Regions from separate parts of the Homo sapiens genome. Here all the other regions are linked to region 1. Evidence: chromatin contacts called from ENCODE Hi-C data. All regions are on one chromosome and are shown on one strand. Each heading gives the region's core, a stretch centred on a gene start or an enhancer-like site at or near the end of the contact. The rest is flanking DNA. Distances are from core to core; before and after follow the strand shown.

Region 1 (4,160 bases), core at 669-3,168:
ACTTTTTAGAGTACTAGATAAATAGTATGTTTGCATTTGGGAGTCCTGTTATAAAAAATGTATCTTATAACTTGAGTCACACTAAATTATGTGAGATTCTCACATTATAAAGGGTAAGGAAGTGAATCAGAAGCATTGAAAAGGGATTGTGTGTAACATGTTATCTCTTGCAAAAGGAAATTAAATTTTGGGACCCCAAACTGATTTAGCCAAAGGGAAAAGTCACGCTGGGACTGGTCACGCAAATCTGCCTCCCCCTTTTGGTTCCTAAATAAGATTGCTGCAAGATGAAAAGCTACATCTCTCCCCCGTATTTTGCCCACAAGGAAATTCTTAGTGTGCTGTTAAAACTTCATGGCAATGCAAATTGATAGCTTATCTTTACAGGTGGCCACCCCAGCCCGCCAGACACAAATGCCTATCTGATTGTTCCCCTACCCCATTTTGTCTGTTATCTTATGAAAAATGCAGACTCCCACATTCTTCCTCTGCCCATTTTATGTCATCTTATGTAAAAAATGCAGATTCACTGAGCCAGAGAAAGGCAAGAATTACTATTTTCTCCTACCGCCCCCTTACATGAAAACGGTGTGCTTCTCAATATCCCGCCCTTTCCCCTTTAAATTTGGAGCACTCAAAATCATCTTCGAAGAAAGGCATAGACCTGTTTCCTGGGCTCGTACTTAACTTCGGCAAATAAATCTCCTAAAGTGATGGACTCTCTTATAAATTAATCTGTAGCCAAGGCATGTCATCAATATGTCCTACTGTGCCTTCCTACCTCCCATTTATCAACTTACATGAGAAGCACACATCTTACTTGTCATAAATTATTACCTTAGTGAAAACCTGAGGGTGTCAAGAAGTCGAAAAATTTGAGACATTGACGTTGGGGAAGACACCTTTAATTAGAGCACCATAAAATCATGATAGAATGATACATTTTTCCTTGCCTTATATTTTTGGCATGCAAAACAGAAGGAGCTCAAACAATTGAGTGACACATTAGTAAAATTCCTTTCATTCATTTCTACTTACAAGGCACACACCATTGACCTCACCCCGTCCCCCCCTTTAAAACAATATTTGACCCGCGCCCCCCCCCCTTTAAAGCAATCTTTGAAAAGTTAGGAATGAAAGCCGGTTCAGGACAGTACACAGTACACAAATACTGGCTTCCCCTACCTCCACCACAAGCAAGTAAACATCCTAGCACAGTGTAAAAAGGAAGAGGCTGAGGACGAACCACGCGGACATTTGCAGGCACACCCCTTCCCTGCGACCAACAAAAATGCAGTAGCGCAATTACACTTGAAGGAATTGCAGCACTCACAAAAGCACACATTCTGTTCAATGGTTGAGTCCACATAAAGTGACAGTCCGTTTCTAAAAGCATGGCTGTATTTAAAGGACACATGGTCTGTTCAGGTCCGCTTCAGCGAAACCCCAAGCACTTCCGAGAGATCCACTCCCTCTCTCCGAGCAGGTGCCACTAGCTGCTCCGCCGGCGAGCGTAGGAAGCAGCGCGACCAACCAAATCGGTTGCCCACAACAGCCAGGGACGTCAAAAAGGCCAAACTGCGTGGGAAGCGAGCGTGCGCCTCCATCACCACGACAGCACCCGTCTCGAGGCTCCACCTGCCGCTAGTAGGTGGCTCTCAGCTCTGCTCTGCTAAGGGCGAGCTTGAGAACCCGGCCTACAGTTGTGCACCTCCCCCCGCCCCCGCCCCCGCCCCCGCCCCCGCCCACCGCACTTGTAGCCCCGCCCCGCCCAGGGAGCTTCCGTCACAACACTTCCGGCTCCAGCCTCCCAACCGGCCTCCGTCGTTTTTCACTTCCCTCTCCTCAGCTCTCTTCCCTTGCCCCTACCGTCTCCTTTAACACAGTCACGTGAGGGACGCGCGCGGGGGCAGCTGGGAGTAGTACTGCCGGTTGGTCAGGGTTCGGCCTCAACATGGCGGTTCCGGCCGGGCAGTGACCAAGGTTTTGCCGTCCGAAGGACTAAGTGGTGACTGTCGGCGTCTCCACCTATCGGGGTGGAATGCGAGCACGCGGGGACGAGCGCTGAGAAGCGGCGGTGACGGGAAGGGGGGGGTCAGTGGATTGTGCCCCAGAAACCGAAGCGGCGGCGTCTGTTCCTTCTTGTTTCTAGGCTCCAGTGCGTTCGGGGCCCCGCCCGGCCGGGCCAGGCCGGCGGGCGGCGGCGGTAGCTGCTGCAGCCGCAGGATAACCTCGCAGGGTGGGCCGGAGGGCGGGCGCCGCCGCTGCCTGTGCTGCGGCGATGGCCCAGTGTGTACAATCAGTGCAGGAGCTAATCCCGGACTCCTTCGTCCCCTGTGTCGCTGCGCTGTGCAGCGACGAAGCCGAGCGGCTCACTCGTCTCAATCACCTCAGCTTCGCGGAGCTGCTTAAGCCCTTCTCCCGCCTCACTTCCGAGGGTATGTGGTATCCTCCCTTTTCCAGTGGGCTCCCGCAAAGCCGTGGTCGGGAGAAGGAAGTTGCGGGCGGGCAGGGAAGAGAAGGGCAGTGTTTACGTCCTGGAGCCGGTACCGTGGCGTCTGGGGCTGTGGCCCCGCGGTGCTCCGGGGGCGGCTGGAGGAGGGACCGTGAGGTTGTCAAGACAGCGCAGTCCTAAGCTCCAGTTTCTCTGGGCACTTCCTTTCTTCCTCGGACAACCTAGGTCGTTAAGTAATTGGTGCAAAGATAAACGTGAGTCTTCGAGAACGGCATTGAGACTGTTCTCCACGGCCATAGCGAAGGAATTAGGCACTTGCAAAGCAGCTAAGGTAGGAAAATGCTGCCTCTTAGACCGACAGGGTCTGAGTAAGGAAGACCTGTCATCCTCCCTTGGATGTTAAACTGGACTTTGAAAGTAGTTGTGGATGTTATTACATTCTTGTAGCGTTGAGGGTCATCTCTGTCTGAACTACCGTGTAGCTGTTTTACTAATATATTCTTAGCTATACGGTATTTTGCTTAACCTCTCAAGAAAATTAAAAGTATTATAAGAAGAATAAAACTTGAAGCAGCTTTTTGCCCTAAGGAAGAGGAAGCAAGCCCAAGTTGTGGTTAATTTAACCTGGATATTTGGAGTTATCTATAGTTATAGGGATGGAAATGTCTTCTCTTGTTAATGAATGTCTTGTTAAGAAGCTACCCGTTTTCTCCAGTTTTGGATTTTTTTATTAGGAGAAAATAATGTGGTAAAGCTTCAAGCATGTTTTAGCCAATATCTTGCAAACAACAAAGTCCAAGTAAAGTTTTTTTTGTTAAGGTCGGTAAGAACTGAAGGGTTTCATAATAAGCCTGTGTCAGGCAAACGACTGTGATGTTTGTTAGCTTAATATGACTTATCCACAAAAAAAATCAGTGCTGTACCATTTTTGCGCTACCATGTTTTTTGGGAGAATAGTTCCATTATAAATTAGCTTTTGTTTTTAGCGGAGAGAGGGAGCTGTCCAAAAAAACAAAGTTTGGAAACTTTTGGATTTTCTTTAGCCTGTATCGTAGCCATCAGTCTCAGTTCCTTCAGTGTTGGACTTAAGAGCAACAAAATGCCCTACGTTTTTTATTTTTTTGTTATTTATTTATTTATTTATTTTGAGATGGAGTTTCGCTCTTGTTGCCCAGACTGGAGTGCAGTGGCGCGATCTCAGCCCACCGCCACCTCCGCCTCCCAGGTTCAAGCGATTCTCCTGCCTCAGCCTTCTGAGTAACTGAGATTACAGGCATGCGCCACCATACTCGGATAATTTTTGTATTTTTAGTAGAGACAGGGTTTCTCCATGTTGGTCAGGTTGGTCTCGAACTCCCGACCTCAGGTGATCTGCCCGCCTCGGCCTCGCAAAGTGCGGGGATTATGGGCGTGAGCCACCGCGCCCGGCCTTGAATTCCTAAAAAAACACAAACACTTGAGCTAGTTTTACTTTTATATGTGTACTCTTTCCTTCTTTCTTAATAAATAATAATAATGCTAATACCTGATACTTGCTTTGTGTAACTTTTCTTTTTTAGTCCTCATTGAATCCTGTTATTGCAATTTTAAATTTGAGGACCTTGAAGCATAGAAGTGTTAATTTGTTCACAGTTTTGCGTCTGGGAAAGATTTGAAACAGGCAGTGTGACTCAAGACATTGTGTTCTTAATCATCTTATCTCCTG
Region 2 (4,160 bases), core at 698-3,197, 3.6 Mb before region 1:
ATTACAGGCGCATGCCACCATACTCAGCTAATTTTTGTATTTTTAGTAGAGACGAGGTTTCACCGTGTTGGACAGGATGGCCTTTATCTCCTGACCTTGTGATCTGCCCGCCTCAGCCTCTCAAAGTGTTGGGATTACAGGTGTGAGCCACCGCGCCCGGCCCAGAGCCCAGTCATTAAGGACCTTGTATGACAAGCCAAAACGTTCTTACCCTGAAGGTAAAAAAAAAATTTTACCCTGAAGGCAAAAGGGCCCTGAAGAATGTAAGAAAGTAAGTGGTATGATTATATTTGTAATTTAGAAATCCCATTCTGGCAGCCAGTGTGAAGGATGGTCTGGGGTCAGGAATGGATAAGGGAAAGATGGCGGCCGAAACGTCCATCTGGAGGCTGTTGCTGAGATGTAGACATGGGATACAGATTCACCAGGGCAGGAGCCGTGAAGGAGAGAAGCGAGCTGAGGAGGTGAGGAATGGGAGGAGGTGGGGACAGTAGAGTTTGCTTAGGTGACTGGCTTGTTGGAGGTGAGTCCTTGAGTTAAGGAATGAGGAAAAGACTAGCTTTAGATGAGGATAGGGATGGAGATGGGGTGTGGGAAAGAACATTTCAACACTGGTAGGCTTATTCCTTTCTCTAAAGGAAAAAATATGTCAGTAACAATATTGCAAGTTTCCCTAACTGCTCCTTCTCTCTCACCTCTAAGTCATTGTGCAGCCTGTTTATTTCAAATATCAAGACTCATATACATCAACTTCCTGTATTCAAACATAGTAGCTTCCACCAATCACTGCAGGGAGTTAGTTCATTCGTTAAATACATCATTAAAAATACTTATAATGCACCAATGACTTGCAAGGTACTGTGATTGGGGGGACTGATAAGTTAACAAGACATAACTGACCCTTCCCTCATACAGATTACATTCTAGCAGGAGCCAAAAAAGACATTAACCATCCGATTATAAATCATTTAGTTATATGATGTCGCAAAGGTTCTGTAAAAATATAGGGTAGAATGAGGCAAAGAACAAGGCGGGTAGGGGGACTCAGGTTCCTAAATAGGTTTTAGTAGATCTGTGACCTCCCTGAAATCTGTAAAATTTTGTCTGTGTCTGTATACATTTAATGGGGTGGTGGGGAGGTGGGGGTGTGCGGCAGGGATAGGAAGCACAGATTCCATGCTCAAGAGTCTGTGAATCCTAAGAGATTAAGAACCGGCCGGGCGTGGTGGCTTACGCCTGTAATCCCAGCACTTAGGGAGGCCGAGGCGGGCAGATCACCTGAGGTCGGGAGCTCGAGACCAGCCTGACCAACATGGAGAAACCCCGTCTCTACTAAAAATACAAAATTAGCCGGGCATGGTGGCACATGCCTGTGATCCCAGCTACTCGGGAGGCTGAGGCAGGAGAATCGCTTGAACCCGGGAGGCGGAGTTTGCAGTGAGCCGAGATCGCGCCATTGCACTCCAGCCTGGACAACAAGAGCGAAACTCCGTCTCAAATAAAAGAAAAAAAAAAAGGGAGAGATTAAGAACCACTCTACCCTTCATGTCCATTTGGGCGCTATTTATATACAAACCTTTTCCGCGTGGGAAGGCAGGGAGGGATAGAGGGAGAAGCCAGTAGCTTGGCGGTCTACTGAGAACGACCCCAGCTTTAGGCTTACAGACATCAAAAGTAATCACTCTTCTATATGAGAAAAGACAACACGCTCATTAATTTTTTAAAACGTAGTTACTTAAAAAGATTGGGAGATTTTCTATTCCTCTATCAATGGGGATTTCCAGGCACGTGCCCCACCCAAGGCCCACGCCCAGAGCGCCCGAGTGGCAGGACAACGCCCGCTGACATCTTCCCGTCCCGACGGCACAGGCTACTCCGAGCTCCGCCTTTTAGATTGCACCGAGAGAAGCCAGCTACAGCTTGGAGTCCAGGCCGGGTTTTCAAGCATCAAGACGGAAGTAACAGCGGAAAGGAAGTTCCAAGGCCCGCGCTGGGAAAAAGGTGGGGGGACCAGGGGAAGACTCGGAGTGCGATGGCGGCGCAAATTCCAATTGTGGCCACCACTTCCACTCCCGGAATAGTCCGGAACAGCAAGAAGAGGCCGGCCAGCCCTTCCCACAATGGCAGCAGCGGCGGGGGCTATGGCGCCAGTAAGAAGAAAAAAGCGTCCGCTTCCAGCTTTGCGCAGGTACGCAGTCGCGCTCCCAGGCTGCGCGTGCGCGTCGCGAAACGGGACTTGGCGGGGCGGAGCCGAGCCAGGGCGCGTGCGTAATGTGGGGCGCTGCGCGTGCGGTCTCCGTTGGGGTTGAAAGACGCTGCCCCGCGGAGTGAATGACTACTCTTTCCCTTCGTTTGGACACATGGGCTTACAACGCCTTGTGTTGTAAGGAGAGAAGAAGAAGTAGGGAGGTTATTACTGACTTAGTATTAATAGAAGGACTGCCTCTTCCCCTCGAGGTCGCCTTTAGCATGAGGTTCAGGACTAATGAGTGTCAGTCATTCAGAAATTTGCGTGTCTTCCCCTCGTCCATTCTGCAGACATCTACCCAGTGTCTTTGAGGCGCATAGCGCTGTAATGTCCTGCATGGATGAATACAAGATGTATTGATAAGTATGCTTTCTCTCATCCTGAGAAAAGTGCTTTTTTGACCCTGGGTTTCCCAATCCAAAGGCAGGTTTGGTCTTAACTCATGGGCTTGTTAAGGTTATGAAGTAATGAGTGTAAAGGCACTGAGCTCAGCGCCTGGCTCAGACGTCAGGGCCTCTGAACAATCTAGGTTCCGTAATTCCAGCAATGAATTTTCAGCAGGGAGTGGCTTGATTAGTGTTTTCTCTGGCTCCTGCATTTTATTCAAAGCAAAAAAGCAGAGATAGAGTGTGTTACTTTGTGCTCCTCAGCATATGGTGTGACACCACCGTTCACCCAGTCAGTCAGTGGCTGTTCTAGAAATCTTGTTCCTTCTTCTGTAGGTGATTGGTAGTGCTTTTTATTTTAACCTTTTAATATTAAATACTTTGCTATAGTAAGATTTACACAGAGTACAATGCACAAATTTTCAAGAATACTGGCTGAACCACAGATCTTCAAGAATCCTGTCTCACGCCTGTATCCCAGCACTTTGAGAGGCCAAGGTGAGAGGATTGCTTGAGGACAGGAGTTCGAGACCTGCTCCCCAACCCCCATCCAAATTTACAAATAGCTGGGCGTGATGGTGCACGCCTTTAGTCCCAACTACAAGAGCATCACTTAAGCCCAAGATTTCAAGGTTACAGCGAGCTATGATCGTGCCATTGCAGTCCAGCTTGGGCAACAGAGTGAGCCTATCGCAAACAAAACAAAACAAAACAAAACTACAGATCCAGTGCCCTTTTACATTTGTATACACCTATGGCCACTGCCTGGATCAAGATAGCATTTCTAAGAGCAGGTGACATTTTCCTGTCAGTACTGTCTTTCCTTCCTAACAGTTACCCACTGTTCAGCCACCCTTCACAATAGACTGACTTTGGGTTGGAACATAATATAAATGGAATAATACAGGACAATAGGGAACATATTCTTTTGCATCTGTCTAGGTTCCTTTTTGAGACAATGTTTTTGAGAGTCGTTTAGTACATCTGTTGCATTGTATAAACATACACCCGATGAATATTTGAACGTTTACAGTTTTTGGCTTTGTGCAGAAGCTGCTCTGAACATTCTTGTACAAGTCTTTGTGTAGATAGATGCTTTCATTTCTCTTGAGAAGTAGTGGAATTGCTGAGTCAGAAGGTAGGCATACATTTAACTCAGTAACTGTTAAACAGTATTTCTCAAAGTAGTTGCACTGTTTTTGCATTCTTACCGGCAAAGTATGAGAGTGCCAGTTGCTCGAAATCCTCAACAATACAGAGTATTGTCAGTCTTTCATTGTCAGTCTTTAACTTTTAGCCATTTTGTTGAGTGTGTAGTAGTATCTCCTTGTTTTAATTTGTTTCTCTGATGGCTAATGATATCAATCACTTTTCATGAGCTTGTTGGACATTCCAGATCTTTTGTGGAGTGCCTAATTATTTTTTTCTAATTGGCTTTTAAAAAAAAATTATATTGATGTGTAGAAGTTCATTACATTATCTTTCTTGATTAGACTCCTTTGCCAGATGTATGTATTGTGAGTAAT
Region 3 (4,160 bases), core at 1,049-3,548, 3.3 Mb before region 1:
AAAATCTGTGCTCAGAGTTTTACGTTAAGGATCTTGTTTAGTTTTTTTTTTTCTTGGTGTTTTTTTGGAGATCGCATTTTATTCTGTCACCCAAGCTGGAGTGCAGCGGTGCAATCATAAGTCACTGCTGCCTCTGAACTCCTGGGCTCAAGCAATCCTCTCACCTCAGCCTTCTAAATAGCTAGGACTACAGGCACACACACACCACCATGCCTGGCTAATTTTTTAAATTTTTGTAGAAATGGGGTCTCACTTTGTTGCCCAGGCTGGTCCTCAACTCCTGGCTTCAAGCATTCCTCCTGCCTTGGCCTCCCAAAGTGTTGGGATTACAGGTGTGAGCCACTGCACCTGGCCTGTTATAGTATTAGTGTACCCCAGTGAATCCTATCTCCCAGTACCCATATCCCTGTGTAGTTTCCTTCTATAATGACTTTAGAACTGGTCATATGACCTGCTTTCATCAATGAGACATTAACAGATGAAACACATTAACAGATGAAACACAAACATAGGTATGAAAAGAGCTTGCCTTCTCTGACTGGAAACAAGCTGTCCTGTGAAAAAGTCCAGCGTCACCTGCTGAAGACATGAGGACTCAAGCCATAGCCGGCACTAACAGTTTGACATTGAGACAACGTGATTGAAACCATCTTAGACCCTGGCCCCAGTAGAGTCAGCCTTGAGATGACTGCAAAATGACCCCAGAAAAGACCAAGAGAAAAAAAAATGCCCAGGTGAACCCAGCTCAAGTTGATGACCTACAGAATCATAAGAAATAATGTGGTTTAAGAAGTCTGATGTTTTAGGTCACTAAATTTTGGGGTTCTTTATTCTGGAGTAATACATAGATACAAATCTCAAAATAACTTCAAGGTATGAAGTACTATGCACTTGAAAAGTGAGGAAACAGAATCGTAAAATATATGAGTAACTTACTGGAGCCAGTTAAGTGACAAAACTACTGTTTGAATCTAGGTTGTCAGACTCCAGAACTTTTAACTATGCCCCTACAGTAGATAAGAAAAATGACCAAAACTGACAGATTAGCAATGAGGTCATTATACAGGGAAAAATGAATGACTTTGGGGTCTTAAAAAAGTGGAGAGAGCTGCATGAGAATTTGATCGCCAGATTTTGAAATAAAGTCATGTGACTATGCTTGGTACACTAAAGAGGTAATACTGCCTAACAGAGTTAAGGGGGATCATTTGAAGACACTAGCATAGAGTGACACCCCCTCATCCTCCCCACCCCGCCAAAGCCACTAAGAAAGATATAATACCCTGCCTCTCACCTGACAGAAGGTGGTGTTCCTGAGATTCATAATTGAACTGGATCTCCATGGGCTGCAACTGGACACCTCAGTGTGCAAGTGGAGAATTACCATTTCCTCTGTAAGCTTTTCTTGTCCACATAAAGGTCTGGGACCTGGAGGCAACTGGGCACCACTGGGCTTGGAAGGGAATCATTGTGCTGACTACAGATGTAATCTCTGAGACTAGACCACCAGAAAAATCCTCAAGATATAAAAGAAGGAGAAAACAAAAAATCTCATTTGACTTCCAGTTGCTTTTCTCTCAGAATGTATTAGGCTTCCTCCCCATCATCCAAGAGCCAGGGATTAACCCACTTAAGACACACATTCCCCATTCCAAGTCTAGAGATGTTCAAACAAAATTAGGGGTTAATGCTACCAAAAAAAGGTATAACTGGAAAGATAACGCAGAGAGGGGAATTTTACAGTGAATTCTAGTGGTTAACACTATGTTATTCGCTGCCCTTCCTATCCAAAAATGACACTACTGATCATTTTTCTTCCTTTTGCTTTTACAACATTCACAAATTCAGGTGGCTCTTTCCCAGTACGGTAGGCTGATTCGTATGGATGCACCACGGTTGGTGACTCCCCCCACCCCACAGAGTTTCTGGCGTTCATTCGGTTGAACCCAAGGCCAGCAAGGGCTGACTGGGAACAAACCGAACACTAGGCCGTGAACCAATCGTCTCTCCGTGCCCGGGAGCGACCCCGGGGGCCTTCACTCTCCAAGGACTCGAGAAACCATGCACAGTTTCCTGCTCGTTAGGCAAGATCACCCGGAACTCCTCTGCTATCCGCGAGCCGACATCACCCTTACCTCGACTTGGTCACCGGACCGCTGTGAAGCCTCACACCCGGCGAACCTGCCATCGCCCTGTCCGCTCTAGGAATCTGGGAGGAGTGCTCAGCTCTATGGCGCTTCACCGCGCAGGCGCAGGGCGGGGGTGGGGCACCGGGTGACGGAGGGCTGCCGAGAATTAACCCCCGAACCGCCGCGAGCTGTCCCTAGCAGTGCCTTAGCCAGGGACCTGCTTGGCCAGCGACAGATCCTTTGCTGCTCTGTCTGCCGGTTCTTGAGGTGAATGTCGGAATCCATTATCTTTCGGGAAAGCTCTCTGGGGCAGGGTAGGTTTTCTTACTACATACAAGTTCTTAATTAGTTATCGTTTTTTAAATAACCACCCCTCCCCCTATCGCTTATCTGATTCGTAGGTATGCTTTAATTCTAACTTTCTTCCTGTCCTCTCTGGTTTTTCACACCCCCAGAAGAGTAGCGCGCATCAGAATCACCTGGAGGCCTTGTTAAAATACTGACTTCTGCCCCACAACTCCGGAGTTGCTGATTTAGTAGTGGGGGAGGGGGCGGTGGCAGCCCAGGTTCTCAGGTGATCCTGAAGCTGTTGGTCCTGGGACCACATTTTGAGAACCACTGCCCAAGAAATAAGTGATGCTCAGTAATTAATCCCTGAATTAACGGAAAGTTGGATTTTTATCTACTTTGCAATCTAGAAAGGGTACGAGGTCTATTTAAGGTTTGCTTGCTAGAACAATTCTCACTGATCAGGGTGAGAAGGACCCGAAATGGAGGGTGCGGGGTAATCAGGGTAGGAAAGGATATTGCTGTGTTCATGGAAATATCTTGGGAAATGAGGAGTTGGGACCTCATTTCTGTTGAGACCAATGAGACGTGTGACTTGGTTTAAGCTGTCCGGTGGGGAAAGGAAGAGGTTTGAGAAAATGGTGGGTGGCTAAGTGGTAGTTGAGGTGGAGGAAGAGGGCTTCCTGTCCCAGCCCAAGTCCCTGTTGGGATATATGAAATTTAGGGATGTATGACTAAGCCCTTAATATAACCGTAAGAGGAAAGAGATGTGGGAACTTGAGTCCAACCCTCCCAAGTAGGGAGTGCAGATAGTTTTAAAAAAACAGCTTTCTTTTTGGCCAGGCGCAGCTTAGGCCTGTAATCCTAAAACTTTGGGAGGTTGAGGCAGGTGGATCACCTGAGATCAGGAGTTGGAGACCAGCCTGGCCAACAAGGTGAAACCCTGTCTCTACTACAAATACAAAAATTAGCTGGGCATGGTGGTGTGCGCCTTTAATCCCAGCTACTTGGGAGGCCGAGTCAGGAGAATCGCGTGAACCCATGAACCCAGGAGGCGGAGGTTGCAGTGAGCCGAGATTGCGCCACTGCACTCCAGCCTGGGTGACAAAGCGAGACTTTGTCTCAAAACAAAACAAAACAAAACAAAACAAAACAGCTTTATTGAGGTATAACTGACATAAACAGCAAATATTTAAAGGATATAATTTGATAAGGCTTGTTAAATGAATACAGCTGTGGAACTATCACTGCAATCAAAATAATATGTTTATTACATCTAAACCCCAAAAGTTTCCTCCTGCCCGTTGGTAAGCCTCTCTCCCAATGCCCCCTCCACTGGTCAGCTGTTACTAGAGATTAGTTTGCATTTTCTAGATATTTATTTAAATGGAATCATACAGAATGTCCTTGTTTTTGTCAGAGTTGTTTCACTAAGCTTTTATTTTGAGATTTATCTTTATTGCTGTGTGTATCAATAGTTAATTTTTGTTGCTGAATAATATTCCATTGTATGTATATACCACAGTTTGTTTATCCAATCACCAGTTCATGGGCATTTGGGTTATTCCAGGTTTTTACTGTTACAAGTAAAGCTGAGAACATTCATGTACACACGTCTTTATATGGACATATGCTTTTTTCCCCCTCTCTCATGGTAGATGTACATTTAATGTTTAAAAAAACCCACACTACTTTTCAGAGTGGCTGTATCATTTTGCATTCCTAACATGAGTACATGAGAGT

The links. Hi-C counts contacts between places; a loop is a spot of excess contacts on that map. Pooled maps may share reads with other maps.
Region 2: a map of ascending aorta shows a loop between it and region 1 (7-fold over the local background). The contact joins the promoter of INO80C here to the promoter of TRAPPC8 in region 1. A Hi-C loop is called at or near these places in 2 of 168 maps with a recorded cell type or tissue (CD8-positive, alpha-beta T cell and ascending aorta) and 9 of 50 pooled maps.
Region 3: a loop to region 1 is called in a pooled map, with 11 times the contacts of the local background. The contact joins the promoter of ZSCAN30 here to the promoter of TRAPPC8 in region 1. A Hi-C loop is called at or near these places in 6 of 50 pooled maps.

Annotation. Positions count from the first base shown.
Region 1 is chr18:31,940,886-31,945,045 of GRCh38, reverse strand. TRAPPC8 (trafficking protein particle complex subunit 8) reads left to right here and starts at 1,918. Exons shown (of 29, transcript NM_014939.5): 1 at 1,918-2,438. The coding sequence starts at 2,282. RefSeq lists enhancers at 1,934-2,143, 2,245-3,023 and a silencer at 2,194-2,313.
Region 2 is chr18:35,495,747-35,499,906 of GRCh38, reverse strand. INO80C (INO80 complex subunit C) reads left to right here and starts at 1,947. Exons shown (of 5, transcript NM_194281.4): 1 at 1,947-2,188. The coding sequence starts at 2,033. RefSeq lists enhancers at 1,770-2,039, 2,390-2,509, 2,780-2,929.
Region 3 is chr18:35,288,367-35,292,526 of GRCh38, reverse strand. It overlaps ZSCAN30 (zinc finger and SCAN domain containing 30), which reads left to right and starts at 2,298. Exons shown (of 4, transcript NM_001112734.4): 1 at 2,298-2,443. It also overlaps the pseudogene ZNF271P. RefSeq lists an enhancer at 2,022-2,181.